2 separate regions of the Homo sapiens genome follow, and region 1 is linked to region 2. The links are chromatin contacts, found by Hi-C in ENCODE. All regions are on one chromosome and are shown on one strand. The core of a region is the stretch at or near the end of the contact, and the rest is flanking DNA. Distances in the headings are between cores, read along the strand shown. Region 1 overlaps ABTB2 (ankyrin repeat and BTB domain containing 2). Region 2 has its middle 29 kb from the start of LMO2.

Region 1 (6,672 bases), core at 3,522-6,021, 310 kb before region 2:
CCTGGCTAACATGGTGAAACCCCGTCTCTACTAAAAATACAAAAATTCAGCCAGGTGTGGTGGCACGCGCCTGTAGTCCCAGCTACTCAGGAGGCGGAAGCAGGAGAATGGCATGAACCCGGGAGGCCAAGGTTGCAGTGAGCCGAGATTGCATCATTGCACTCCAGCCTCGGCGACAGAGTGAGACTCCGACTCAAAAGAAAAAAAAAGAATGATGATTAATGGGATCAAACACAAGGAAAGAATAGTCTTGGGAAAGAGCGAGGCTTGAATCCCAGCTCAGGCTGTGAGCTCAGGCCAGTCACTCTGCTTCCATGTCTTAGTTTCATCATTTATAAAGTGGCTGTTGCAAGACTTAATGGCTCATATATGTTGAGTACTTGGCACGTGGTAGGTACCGGATTGGTATTTGTTCAAATGCACATGAATAAGTCATGGCACATCTCCATTCAACAAATATTTATTGAGTACCTACTGTATCCCAGGTACTGTGCTAGATACTAAGAATATAGCAATGAATAAAACAGACAAAAGCCCTGCCCTCATGGAGATTACATAGTATTTGGGAAGACAGGCAATAAAATAATAGAATGAATCATATATTTGATGGTTAGTTTTATGGAGAAGTTATTGCAGAGAATCTGACTAGGGAGAGCTGGAAGTGGGCAAATACAGGTCAGAGATTTGGGAAAAGCCCTGAAGGTCGTGAGGGACCTAGCCATGCAGATGCCAGGGGAAAGGAATACTTCAGGAAAAGGAACAGTAAGTTCAAAGGCCCTGTGGCTAGCATGTTTGAGAACAGCAAGGAGGCAGCTAGTGTGGGTAGCCAGAGAGGCTGGGAGTATGGGAGATAATATAGGGCTTTGAAGCTAATTTAAATATTTTTTAAAATTTATTTAATTTTGTGGGTATATAGCAGGTATATATATTTATGAGGTACATGAGATATTTTGATACATGCATACAATGAATAATCACACATCAGGGCAAATGGGGTATCAATTTAAAGACTTAGTGAGAGTGTGGTCCAGGGTGGTGGTGGGTGGCATAGCGTTTTTTGTTTGTTTTTGAGTGGAGTTTCACTCTTGTTGCCCAGGCTGGAGTGCAATGGTGCGATCTCGGCCCACTGCAACTTCCACTTCCCACCTCCCAGGTTCAAGCGATTCTCCTGCCTCAGCCTCCCAAGTAGCTGGGATTATAGGCGCCCACCACTATGCCCAGCTAATTTTTGTATTTTTAGTAGAGATGGGGTTTCACCATGTCAGGCTGGTCTCAAACTCCAGACCTCAGGTGATCTGCCCACCTTGGCCTCCCAAAGTGCTGGGATTACAGAAGTGAGCCTGGCCTTTAGTGGGTTCTTACTGAAGCCAGCCTGAACTGGGAAATGTCCAGATTTATACAAATAATGATTCAGAAAATGAGACTACCCTTTAAGAAGACCATATTCTGATCATAATCATAAATCTGGCAAATTCATTTATGGAGATAACAGGAAAACAATTTGAAATCAGAATATCCAGGAAAGGCCAGGCGCAGTGGCTCACGCCTGAAATCCGAGCACTTTGGGAGGCTGAGGCAGGAGAATCACTTGAACCTGGGAGGTGGAGGTTGCAGTGAGCTGAGATGGCGCCACTGCCCAGCCTGGGCAATAGAGCGAGACTCGGTCTAAAAAAAAAAAAAAAAAAAAAAAGAATATCCAGGAAAATCACGAGGACACAGCCGTGGTAATCAGTATGAAAGCATGAAAGCCCCCAGTATGGAATGTTTACTGTGTATCTATTGCATATTTAATCTTCATAACAACCTGATAGAGGTGGGTACTGTGGGCTCCATTTTACAGATGAGAAAACCTCAACACACACAGAGGGGTTCGGTAACTTGTCCAAGATGATCCAGAGGTACATATTCTGTCCCCAAAGCCCCTACTCTTGGCCACGACTCCATAAAATACTTCTAAACAGCTTGCTTCCCTTGTACAGTTTAAATGATTTTGTCTTTTTGCATACATTCAACTTTCTCATAAACTTGAGGTTCACCAAGGAGAGAATTATTTCCCCCACAGATAATAGCTGCCAAAATAGAGTCCGAATCCCTGAGGGTTCCCAGATGGCTGGGCACACCCAAGCTGCAGAGGCTGTCTGGAATGATTAGGGCAGAGGAAGGTGCTAATCTATCTAGGAGCGAGCAGCTTTGCGGCTGATGCGATTTCGTTTATCTACCCTCCTCGGTTCTTTGTCTCTTTATCCTCCTGTCTCCCTCCTGGCCTGGCTAACAGGCCTGATGTATCGGCATCTCAATCACTTCTGCTTCCCCAGGAGATCAAGGCCTGGCCTTGGGCCCTGAGGCCTCCCGGAGTAAATCAGTGGATTGAGGGGAGGGGGTGCCGGGGAGGCATCAAAAGAGAATGGGGTCCTCTGGCTTCAAGCTACCTAAAATCTGCTGCTTAAAATGCTGCTGTTAGGGAAAACTGGCGGCACAGAGTCCTTCTCCAGCCCTAGAAATAACCTCTCTGAAACCTGTCGAGTGACCCACCCCAAATTAGAAAGAATTTTTTGTCTTAAAAGGCACATTAAAGAGAGTCCTGTGTTTTCTGCCCTGTGCCTTCTGGAGGTAGAAGACAAGTGTGAATTCTCTACCCTTCTACAACAAGAGCAAAGGAAGAAGAAAATTTCCATATTTTCTCAGCTATTTCAAAACACATTTTTTTACCTTTCATATGAAGTGACTGTTCCAAATGACCTCTTCTTTCCAGGGAAAAAACTCTATTTTAATACTTTTTCTCCCCTCCTCTTTCTCCAGCCCTGTCTCTTTTTTCTATTTTTAATCTCCCTCTGCCAACAAGAATATCCACGGACTTCCCACCTGGCCTTTACCCTTCTCTTCCTTGCAGGGGTGTACCCACCAGCCTGCACCCGATGTCCACGATGTCTGTCCACCCCAGAACCCAGCAGCATCTCTCCCCGTCTGGCGCTCAGCCTGCTTCTGAGTGTGGGCAGCAGGGAAGCTAGGCGCTGTGCTTGCCCAGACCACACAGCTGTCTCTGTTTAGGGCTTTGCTGCCTGAAAGTTTGTTTCAAGGAGGAACAGGCTCTGCTCTGCCTTCTCAGCTTGGTCTCCTTACCTGGGGCACAAAGAGTGTTCACTTAGCTAGCGCTGACCTCCTGCAGCTAATTAATGCCTCTAGCATGGATCAGAAAAAGCTCTGCAAAGTGCAATTAGCGATGGATCACTTGTTGCTACTTCATAGGAGTGGTGTCAGCAGTATTCATGGCTTGTGGCTTAAAAGCCAGAAGGAGATCCCCAATCAGGTCCTGGATGGCTCTGATAGGCAAATCCTCTTAGGAAGGTGGGATCACAGGCACCAATTCCTTTTGACCTCCCCCGCTCCCCTTCCTGTGGGGCTTATTGAACAGAGGCTAATTCATTCAGTATTGGAGATGTAGCAGTTTATTGTGGGGTTCAAGATCCTTGTCATCTCTGAGGATAACAGAGAGAGCCCTTTTATTGAACTCTTGCTATGTGTCAGGCATTGGGTTTAGTGCTTTATGCGATATGTTCATAACCACTACAGAGAAGAAACCATATCCGCTTTACAGATGAAGAAACTGAGGTCTAGAGGTTAAGTACTTACCCCGGGTCATGGTCAGATATTTGGCTGATGGCATTCATTTCTTTTCTAGAAATGTCTTGAGCATCTATGTGGCTGACATTTTTCAGGCAATCCCTGCTATGCAGAGCTTGCATTTTAGAGGGAGTAGGGGCACCAGATACTGAGCAAGTAAGCAAATTAATAAACACAATAATCTCGGCCGGGCACGGTGGCTCACGCCTGTAATCCCAGCACTTTGGGTGGCTAAGGCAGGCGGATCACAAGGTCAGGAGATCGAGACCATCCTGGCTAACACGGTGAAACCCCATCTCTACTAAAAATACAAAAAAAAAATTAGCCAGGCGCCGTGGCGGGCGCCTATAGTCCTAGCTACTTGGGAGGCTGAGGCAGGAGAATGGCGTGAACCCAGGAGGCAGAGCTTGCAGTGAGCCAAGATAGCGCCACTGCACTCCAGCCTGGGCGAAGGAGCGAGACTCTGTCTCAAAAATAAATAAATAAATAAATAAAATAAACACAATAATCTCTGTATAAGTGCTTCAGGGAAACTAAAAGGGCCCTCTTCTGTGGCAGAACTGGGATTCCCAGTCTCTGAGGTTAAGCAGGAGCAGGTAGCATTACCCTGTAAGCTGGGAGTCGCAATAGGCAATTAGTTACCTGACTGTCCCAGGGCTTGGCACTGCCTGGTAGCCCTGCCTTTTCATAAGGAAAAGATTCCGCACAAAGCACTTTACCTAGGTTTTGTGAGAGGCGGAGCCAGAGCTGGCATCCGAGGTGTTCTCACAATGCTGGACTTTGAGGCACAGGAGAGAATTGCATTTCTCCTCTGAGCAGTGGAACCAGCCCTGGTGCCTCCCTTGCCCAGCCTCACCCTGGGACCCTGGGTGTGAGTAGTTAGTCTTGTTATCAGTGAGAGTAACCCAGGAATCTCCCTGATGGGGAAATCCCAGGTAATTTACTGTGTCTCTGATATTCCGGTTACAGCCTCTGCTCTAGAAAGGCCAGGGAGGGGAGAATCTAAAAGTTCTCCATTTCTCGCTTGAGATGGCATCCCCCCATGCTTTCCTTAGGCCTCCTTGAGTAAGGTGTCTGCAAATAGCTTCTCAGCATGACTTCACCCGGAAGCTCATCTGAGTGACTCACAGCCTGCTTTAGGCACCTCCTCCAGGGAGACGCTCTTACCCTTGCCCCCACCCCAACAGGGGAGGGGAGGGGAGAAGGGAAACCCCCTAACTGAGCCACGGAGAAGGCCTTGCCAGAGCACTGTGGAAAATACCTGCAGCCCAGCTTGGCCCTGCTTCAGGTGCCCTGGGATGTATGGTTTCTCTAGTCTTCTGAGAGGGATCAAGCTGACAATTCAAATTTGAGGGAGCGATGACCCTGGAAACTGTGTAGGTCTTAAAAAGAAATATATATCCAAACACACTGACCTGAAAAGATGTCCACAAAATACAGGATTCAGCATTAGGTGAAAAATAATTTCATTATGTTCCTGTTTCTCAAATTCGGTTTGTGATTTTAAAAAATTGATAGGTTAGTACATGTATTTGTACATGTACTATTTGTACTAAAAGCCTATTTGAAGAAAAATTATAATATATTAATAATAGTTATCTCTGGGAGGTAGTATTAAAAGAAACTTTATTCATTATTCCTTTCTGATTTTTAAAAAATAATCATAATTACCTTTATAATAAAAAAAAAAAAGGTGGGCCAGGTACAGTGGTTCATGCCTATAATCCCAGCACTTTGCAAGGCCAAGGCAGATTGCTTGAGCCCAGGATTTCAAGACCAGCCTGAGCAACATGGTGAGACCTTGTCTCTACAAAACATTTTTAGAAACTTAGCTGGGTGTGGTGGTGTACCCCTGTGGTCCCAGCTAATTGGGAGGCTGAGGCAGGAGGATTGCTTGAGCCCAGGAGTTTAACGCTGCAGTGACCTGGGAGGCGGAGGCTGCAGTGAGCCAAGGTCACACCACTGCACTTCAGCCTGGGCAACAAGGAGGCTCTGTCTCAAAAAAAAAAAAAGCTGCAGTGAGCCATGATCATGCCATTTCCCTTCTGCCTGGGTAATAGAGCAAGACCCTGTCTCAAAAAGAAAGGGTTGTTTTTTTGTTTTGCTTTGTCTTCAAAAAAATAAAAAGAAAAATCCTCATGCACCAAGCCCAGGTGTCCTAATTGTGTCCTCATTATTAAATGCCTAACTTCCCGTGGTGGACTGTTAGCAGGAAGCGACTGGGATGGACTTAACATTCACTTAGCAAACAGCTACCTCCCTAGCCACTGGAGGACCAAACCACTATGACAGGGTGTCTCCCTTCAGTGGCTCCCAGCATGATGGAGGGGGTAGTATATGTTTTGCGGGGCATTTGGGGTTTTGGGGGGAGGTTAGGGGGTTTTTTGAGACAGAGTCTCCTTCTGTCACCCAGGCTGGAGTGCAGTGGTGTGATTATGGCTCACTGCAGCCCTGACCTCACAGGCTCAAGAGATCCTCCCACCTCAGCTTCCCAAGAAGCTGGGACCATTACGCCTGGCTAATTTTATTTATTATTATGTATTTTTTTTTAAGAGACAGAGTCCCACTATGTTGCCCAAACTGGTCTCAGTGATCCTCCCACCTTGGTCTCCCAAAGTTCTGAGATTACAAGTGGGAGCCACCATGCCCCCTGACCAACCACCACCCTGCACCCAAGGCCAAGGGCTCGATAAATACTTTGCAAACAAATGGATATGTAAATGAGTAGATACTAAGTGGTCTGTGAGAGAAGGCTACAGATTGTGGTGGGGCTTCAGAAGGTCTCGAGAGGTCCCTTGCTGGGGATTAGGTTAGGCCTCGTGATGGTGCTTCTGGGATATTCCTTTTCTCTAGGATTTAAATGTCTCATTTAAGAACAATTTTTTTTTTTTTTTTTGAGACAGAGTCTCCCTCTATTGCCCAGGCTGGAGTGCAGTGGCGCGATCTCAGCTCACTGCAGCCTCCGCTTCCCAGGTTCAAGTGCTTCTCATGCCTCTGCCTCCCAAGTAGCTGGCGCTACAGGCGTGCACCACTATGCCCTGCTAATTTTTT
Region 2 (6,742 bases), core at 1,758-4,257:
TGTTATAACAGCCTCCTTTGGAGAGCTGAAAGTAAAGTGTTGGATGCAATTTTTCCTACAGATCATTTTATATAGCTGTCCTGTTTCTCTTTCTAGCTGGAAAAGCTGACATTGATTTTCTCTATTTTATCGCAGTTGGCAAATATCAGATTCAACTTCATTCAACAAATTTTCAACAAATTTTTATTGAGTGTTTTGTGAAGTCATACTGAGCTAGGTATAGGGGTGGAGGTTAAGGGAAAGTATCATACTCTTCAAAGACCCTACAAGCGGTGTGAAGTGTTAAGTAACAACTCAAATATTAAATAAACAACACAAGAGAATGTAGCTAGGCAGAAAATGGGAAATTTAGTGTGTTTGGTGGAAGGAGAAACCAACCAAAGTGTGTGATCTGGGGAGGATTATGGAGAGTCTGGGAGTGATGTTGAGCTTGTGAGGCTGATTTCTGTTTGCACCACTGCCCACATCTCGCCTCTCCCCATCCCCATCTGATATAACCTGCACAAGAATCATTTCAGTTCACTATTTTGTAAAAGGATATGATCAGAAAAAAAGAGTTGGAGTAAAGATGAGCATTTCTAGGAAGAAATGCCCAAAGGGTCTGCTCTGATGCTTGTGAAAATATATTTTGGAGCCAGAGTGAGGGATTATAAAGGGATTTATTTCATTTTGTAGCCCAGCCAAAAGCTCAGGCAGACTATGACTAAAATGGTGGTTTGAGGGACTGGCTGTATGGATCTTTGTTTTTATTTTCTATCCTGTTAAAAAATGCGCAATCTTTACTCTGCCACAGAAGAAACATTGCATGGTTTTTCTGGCTGTTTTCAAGTGTTTTGAAAATTCTATTCCATTTACCCTTTCTGGGACTCTGGGAGACATACTAGGGGGTCAGGGAGGGGCATGGTGGGGACTCACCCCTCCACTGACGCTATTTTTATGGACATAGGGTCTTTTTGAGAAAATTGAGTTGCTTTAAAAGACTTTAAGTTTTGGATTCAACTGTGTTTGTATCCAGGACACAAGCAAAATTTGATTTGCTTAATAGATTCTGTGGGTTGTGCTGTGTTGGGACAAGATATGCCCACATTTTCCCAGCTACCATTTGGGAAGCTTTAATACCCACATGGTGCTTTAGGCTGGGTGGTCTCTGCCTCTAAAGCCCCTGGATAGCACCACCTCTGCCCTGGAGGAGCAATGATTCAGTAAGCAATGCTGTCCAACAGAAATATAATGTGAGTTACACATGCAATATAAAAACTTCTAGTAGCCAAGTAAAAAAGTAAAAAGAAACAGGCAGGATTAGTTTTAACCATATATTTATTTGACTCGATACATCTAAAATATTATTTCAGTACACAATCAATATAAAATGGTAAATGAGCTATTTTGCATTCTTTTTTTCATATTCGGTCTCCAAAGTCTGATGTGTATTTTACACTATAGCATATCTCAATTCAGACTAGCCACATCTTAAGTGCTTCATGGCTACATGTGGCTAGTGACCACCGTATTAGACAGCACAGGTCTAGAGTTCTCAACCGGTCCTTCCCTATCCCTTGGATCCCTGGATGGTGTCTTGTTTTAACCTTTGTTGGCAACAAAGAGCCCAACCCTTTGGATTTGACTAGAAATAGCTCACAACTTAATCCTCCAGCGATATAATTGTCTTCGTTACTCCCAGTGATGGAGTCTGGTGAATTTCCAGGGCCTTCCATTATGGCACCATCAGTACCCACCCCTGTTTATGCCACATTTACACCTTGTCTGTTCATTCCTCTAGCTCTTGCTAACCATTAATCTGCTTTCTGTCTCTGTGGATTTGCCTGTTCTAGATATTTCATATAAATGGAATCATGCGGTATGTGACATTTTGTCTCTGGCTTGTGAGACTTAGCATAATGTTTTCAAGGTTCATCCATGCCGTGGCACCTATCAGTACTTTATTCCTTTTTATTGAGGAATAATATTTCATTTTACGGACATACCACATTTTGTTTATTCATCTGTGGATGGACATTCAGATTGTTTCTACCTTTGGGCTATTGTGAATAGTGATGCTATGAACACTGGTGTACAAGTTTTGTTTGAATACCTGTTTTAACTTCTTTGGGGCATATACCTGCTAGTAGACTGAGTGGGTCATATGTTAATTCTATGTTTAACTGTTTGAGGACTGGCCAGGCCAATCTGTTTTCCTGAGTGACTGAACCATTTTACATTTCCACCAGCAATGCATGGGGGGTTCAACCAATTTCATCACATCTTTGCTAACTCTTTGGTTTCTATTTCTTGTTTTGTTTTTTTAAGTGTTAATTATAGCTACCCTAGTGAGTATGAATTGGTATCTTATTGTGTGTTTTTTTAATGCTTTTTTAAGTTTTTTATTTTATTTTATTTTATACTTTAAGTTCTGGGATACATTGCAGAACGTGCAGGTTTGTTACATAGGTATACACGTGCCATGGTGGTTTGCTGCACCCATCAACCCATCATCTACATTAGGTATTTCTCCTAATGCTCTCCCTTCCCTTGCCCCCCACGCCCCGCCAGGCCCCCGTGTGTGATGTTCCCCTCCCTGTGTCCATGTGTTCTCATTGTTCAACACCCACTTATGAGTGAGAGAACATATTGTGCTTTTTTTAATTGGTAAACTTAATTTTTTTAGAGCAGTTTTAGTTTTACATAAAAATTGTGTGGAAAGTACAGAGAGTTCCCAAATACCCCGTCCCCACACATGCACAACCTCTCCACTGTTGACATATGCACCAAAAGTGGTACATTTGTTGCACTTGATGAACCTACATTGACACAGCATAATCAACCAAAGCCTATAGTTTACATTCAGGTTCAGTCTTGGTGTGGGATATTCTGTGAGTTTTGACAAATATACAATAACTTGTATCCATCATTGTAGTATCATACAGAATAGTTTCACTGCCTTAAAAATCGTCTGTGCTCTGCATCATTGTGGTTTTGATTTGCATTTCCCTAATGACTAATGGCCTTCAGCATATGTCTAGCGGTTTTTAAATAGTGCCTTGAGAAGCCCCCTGAGGGGCCACTGTGGAAAGGAAGAGACAGCTGAGCGGCAGCAATGGTGTTCAAGACTCCCACCCACTCCCCTACCACAGTCACGCCACTTGCATCCATTTGACATGTTTGACTTCTCATGAAATATTCCATTTGAGCAAACGGTTCTGAGGCTTTCATAAGTTTGGCAGTCACTTCCTTGGGCTTGTGTTTTCCACATCTTCACTTGGCTAGTGAGATTGGAAACTTCCAGCACCAAGAGTGGAACCCTATTTTTCTGACTTCTGGTTCCATTCTCTTCCAACTATACCACCCTGTCAGTAAAAACAACAACAATAATGACAATTACCATGTATTAAATGCTTATCTTATGGCAGGCACTGTGGTAAGCACTGTCATGTAACCCTCTCATAACATTGTGAGGGCCATGCATTTTGAGACACAAATCACATTTAGAAATCTTCACCATAGGCTGAGCACGGTAGCTCACGCCTGTCATCCCAGCACTTTGGGAGGCCGAGGCAGGCAGATTGCTTGAGCTCAGGAGTTCAAGACCACCCTGGGCAACATGGTGAAACCCCATCTCTACAAGAAATACAAAAATTAGCTGGGAATATTGGTATGTGCCTATAGTCCCAGCTACTCTGGAGGCTGAGGTGGGAGGATCACTTAAGCTTGGAAGGTTGAGGCTGCAGTGAGCCAAGATCACACCACTGCACTCCAGCCTGGGTGATAGAGTGAGACCCTGTTTCAAAAAGAAAAATCTTCACCATCACCTGCAAGACCCCTCTCCAACCTCATGCTGCTCCTCTTCCACTCAATGACTCTACCCCAGCTCCACGACATTCCTGCTGTCCCTTGTGAAGACCCGCGTGTTCCCAATCTCGAGACCTTCTCATCACTCGGCTCTCCTGTCCTCCTTCACGATAAACCTTTATTTTGTATAGTTTTCATGGATCTTTCAATAACAGGTTACTGAGTTTTCTCAAAAGCACCTGTAGTAGGAATTTGTACCTTCTTTTGAAATTAAGAATGCCGAGTCTTGGCTAAGTAAAATCAATTGCTCAAGGTCACACATTCCCACATTTATGTGCTCATTCATTTTTTTAAAAAAATGTTTTTAAACCTATATTTTGTGCCAGGAACTTAGATAGGTGTTATGTGGGATAAGAAGATAAAATATTAAACAAACAAACAAACAAAAATACCCTGTCCTCAAGGAACTTACAGATCAATAAGACGGGTGAGATAGGAACATAAATATCTATAATACAAGGTAATAATTTGAAGTGCTACATACAATAATCATGCACATGTGCAAAGATTCCATTAGAAGTAGATTCAGTTGCATACCAAGGAAAATTCCGGTAACAGAGGCTTAAGTAAGAGAGACATCTATTGATCTATTGCTTTGTCACATAAAGGAGGTCCAGGGGTAAACATCCTGACTCTGGGGACATCAGAGATCCAAGCTCTTTCTTTCCTTTGCTCAATCACCTTGAGCAGAAGAAAGTGGAATGTGCAGAATGGAAGTGTGGTTTCCATTTGAATGGTTCAAGATGGCACTGGACCCCTAGCCACTCTGCGTGCATTCCCAGCAGTAGAAAGAGGAAGGGGAGGGCAAAAACAGAGCACTTCCTGGCTGAGTCAGTTATCTCTGAACAGCCTTTCTTGAGGTCCCACTTACATTTCTACTTAGTTTTCACTGGCTGATGTATTCACCTGGCCTCAGTACATTGCAAAAGAAGCTGGGAAATGAAATTTTTTTAGCTTATCTTTTGTCACACCAAGTAAAATTGGGGTCTCATTCCAAAGAATAAGAGGAGAATGGATATTTGAAGACACTGAGCTGTCTATCACAGACATTTATTTGAAGCACTTTTTAATGTTAAAAATGTGGAAATAACATAAATATCTAAAATAATGATCGGCTCCATAAATTAATTGATTTATTAATATCATGCATGCTTAAATATTACATTTTAGAAGAACATTTAATGACATAGGAAATGTTTATGATACTATGTTAAGTGAAAATAATAATTACTACTATTCTAGGAAAACAATTAAGATATTATGTAAGAACCATAAAAAAGGAGCAGCTACATCTTGATATAAAAAATTTATAGTACTGTGGTTATCTTTTTTTTCTTTTTTTTTTCAGACAGAGTCTCACTCTGTTTCCCAGGCTGCAGTGCAGTGGCATGATTTCAGCTCACTGCAACCTCTGCCTCCCAGGCTCAAGTGATTCTCTTGCCTTAGCCTCCCAAGTAGCTGGGATTACAGGCACCTGTCACCACACCCAGCTAATTTTTGTATTTTTAGTAGAGATGGGGTTTCGTCATGTTGGCCAGGCTGGTCTCCAACTCCTGACCTCACGTGATCCACCTGCCTCGGCCTTTCAAAGTGCTGGGATTACAGGCGTGAGCCACTGTGCCCAGCCAGTTGTGGTTATCTTTAAAAAAAGAGTTCTTGGCCGGGCACGGTGGCTCACTCCTGTAATCTCAGAACTTTGGGAGGGAGAGGTGGGCGGATCACCAGGTCAGGAGTTCAAGACCAGCCTGGCCAACATAGTGAAACCCCATCTCTACTAAAAATACCAAAAATTAGCTTGGCATGGTGGCAGGTGCCTGTAATCCTAGCTACTTGGGAGGCTGAGGCAGGAGAATCGCTTGAACTGGGAGGCGGAGGTTGCAGTGAGCTGAGATTGTGCTGCTACACACCAGCACCTGCGACAGTGCGAGACTCCGTCTCAAAAAAAAAAAGAGAGTTTTTATCATTTACAGACATATTTATGGATGAAGTCATATGATGTCTGGAATTTGCTCTATAGTGGAAGAGAAAGAGTGAGGGAGGGGAGTATAGGTGAAACCAGAATGGCCATCTGTAAATAATTATTGAAGCTGTGAATGGATAAATGGAAATTTATGGTCTTATTTTCTTTTCTTTTATACATGTCTGAAAATTTTCATAAGAAAAGATTTTTTAAAAAATGGATTAAGTACCAATCACTCATCCTCTGTCTCATTTTTAAATGGACTAATAACACCTATCACACAGGAAGAGTGAAGATTAAGCAAAAAGATAGGGTATATGAAAATACTTTGAGCTGAATAAAGGTGGTCAGAAATGCCTGTTACTCCCATCAGGAGGAGGCTGGCATAAAGCAAGATTAGGGTGAGAAGCCAGGATCTCTGACTCTTTACTCTGGGGTCTTGCACTCCCCACCTGGCCTTCCCTCCTCATTCCCCCAAGGGTGGCAGGGAGTGCCAGGGTGGCTGGATGCAATGCACAGCCAATGGTGAGGCAGGTTCCATTATCAGGCCTCTCAGGCCTCTGACGCCACCCCTACAGGTACTGACTAGGCTACTGTATGCACACAGGCTGCCTTCACTGCAGCAGGCTGGATCACAGTCAAGATGCTCCATTAACTGGCTATGTGGTCTCAGGCAAGTGAGAGCTTCAGTGCCCCTTCTATTCAAGGAAAGGATTAGATCCATTGGTTTCCAAAGAATCTTTCAACACTGATCTTCTCAAGGAACCCAGTTCTTTGGTTCTAGGACACTCTGCCCTGGATGTTTTTAGAAGATAAATATTAATAATATTAGTAAGAACATCTAGCATTTATTGAGTGCTAACTATTAATAAGGCATAAGACTAAGTACTTTGTAAGCTTTAATTTATTTAATTCTTACAACATTTATGAGGTAGG

What was found. A loop is a pair of places that touch in the nucleus more often than their neighbours do. Pooled maps may share reads with other maps.
Region 1: a loop to region 2 is called in a pooled map, with 4 times the contacts of the local background. The contact joins two enhancer-like sites. A Hi-C loop is called at or near these places in 2 of 37 single-sample maps with no recorded cell type and 3 of 50 pooled maps.

The regions. Positions count from the first base shown.
Region 1 is chr11:34,232,295-34,238,966 of GRCh38, reverse strand. The region is part of intron 1 of ABTB2 (ankyrin repeat and BTB domain containing 2); the gene reads left to right. Among named protein-coding and RNA genes, the nearest start is that of ABTB2, 120 kb to the left of the region's middle. RefSeq lists enhancers at 4,436-4,765, 4,442-4,966. Within about 2 kb of position 4,771, at least 13 of the 41 ENCODE cell types and tissues checked have a DNase peak (open chromatin) inside an H3K27ac peak, as active enhancers do.
Region 2 is chr11:33,917,721-33,924,462 of GRCh38, reverse strand. No RefSeq gene overlaps it. Among named protein-coding and RNA genes, the nearest start is that of LMO2, 29 kb to the right of the region's middle. Within about 2 kb of position 3,007, at least 3 of the 41 ENCODE cell types and tissues checked have a DNase peak (open chromatin) inside an H3K27ac peak, as active enhancers do.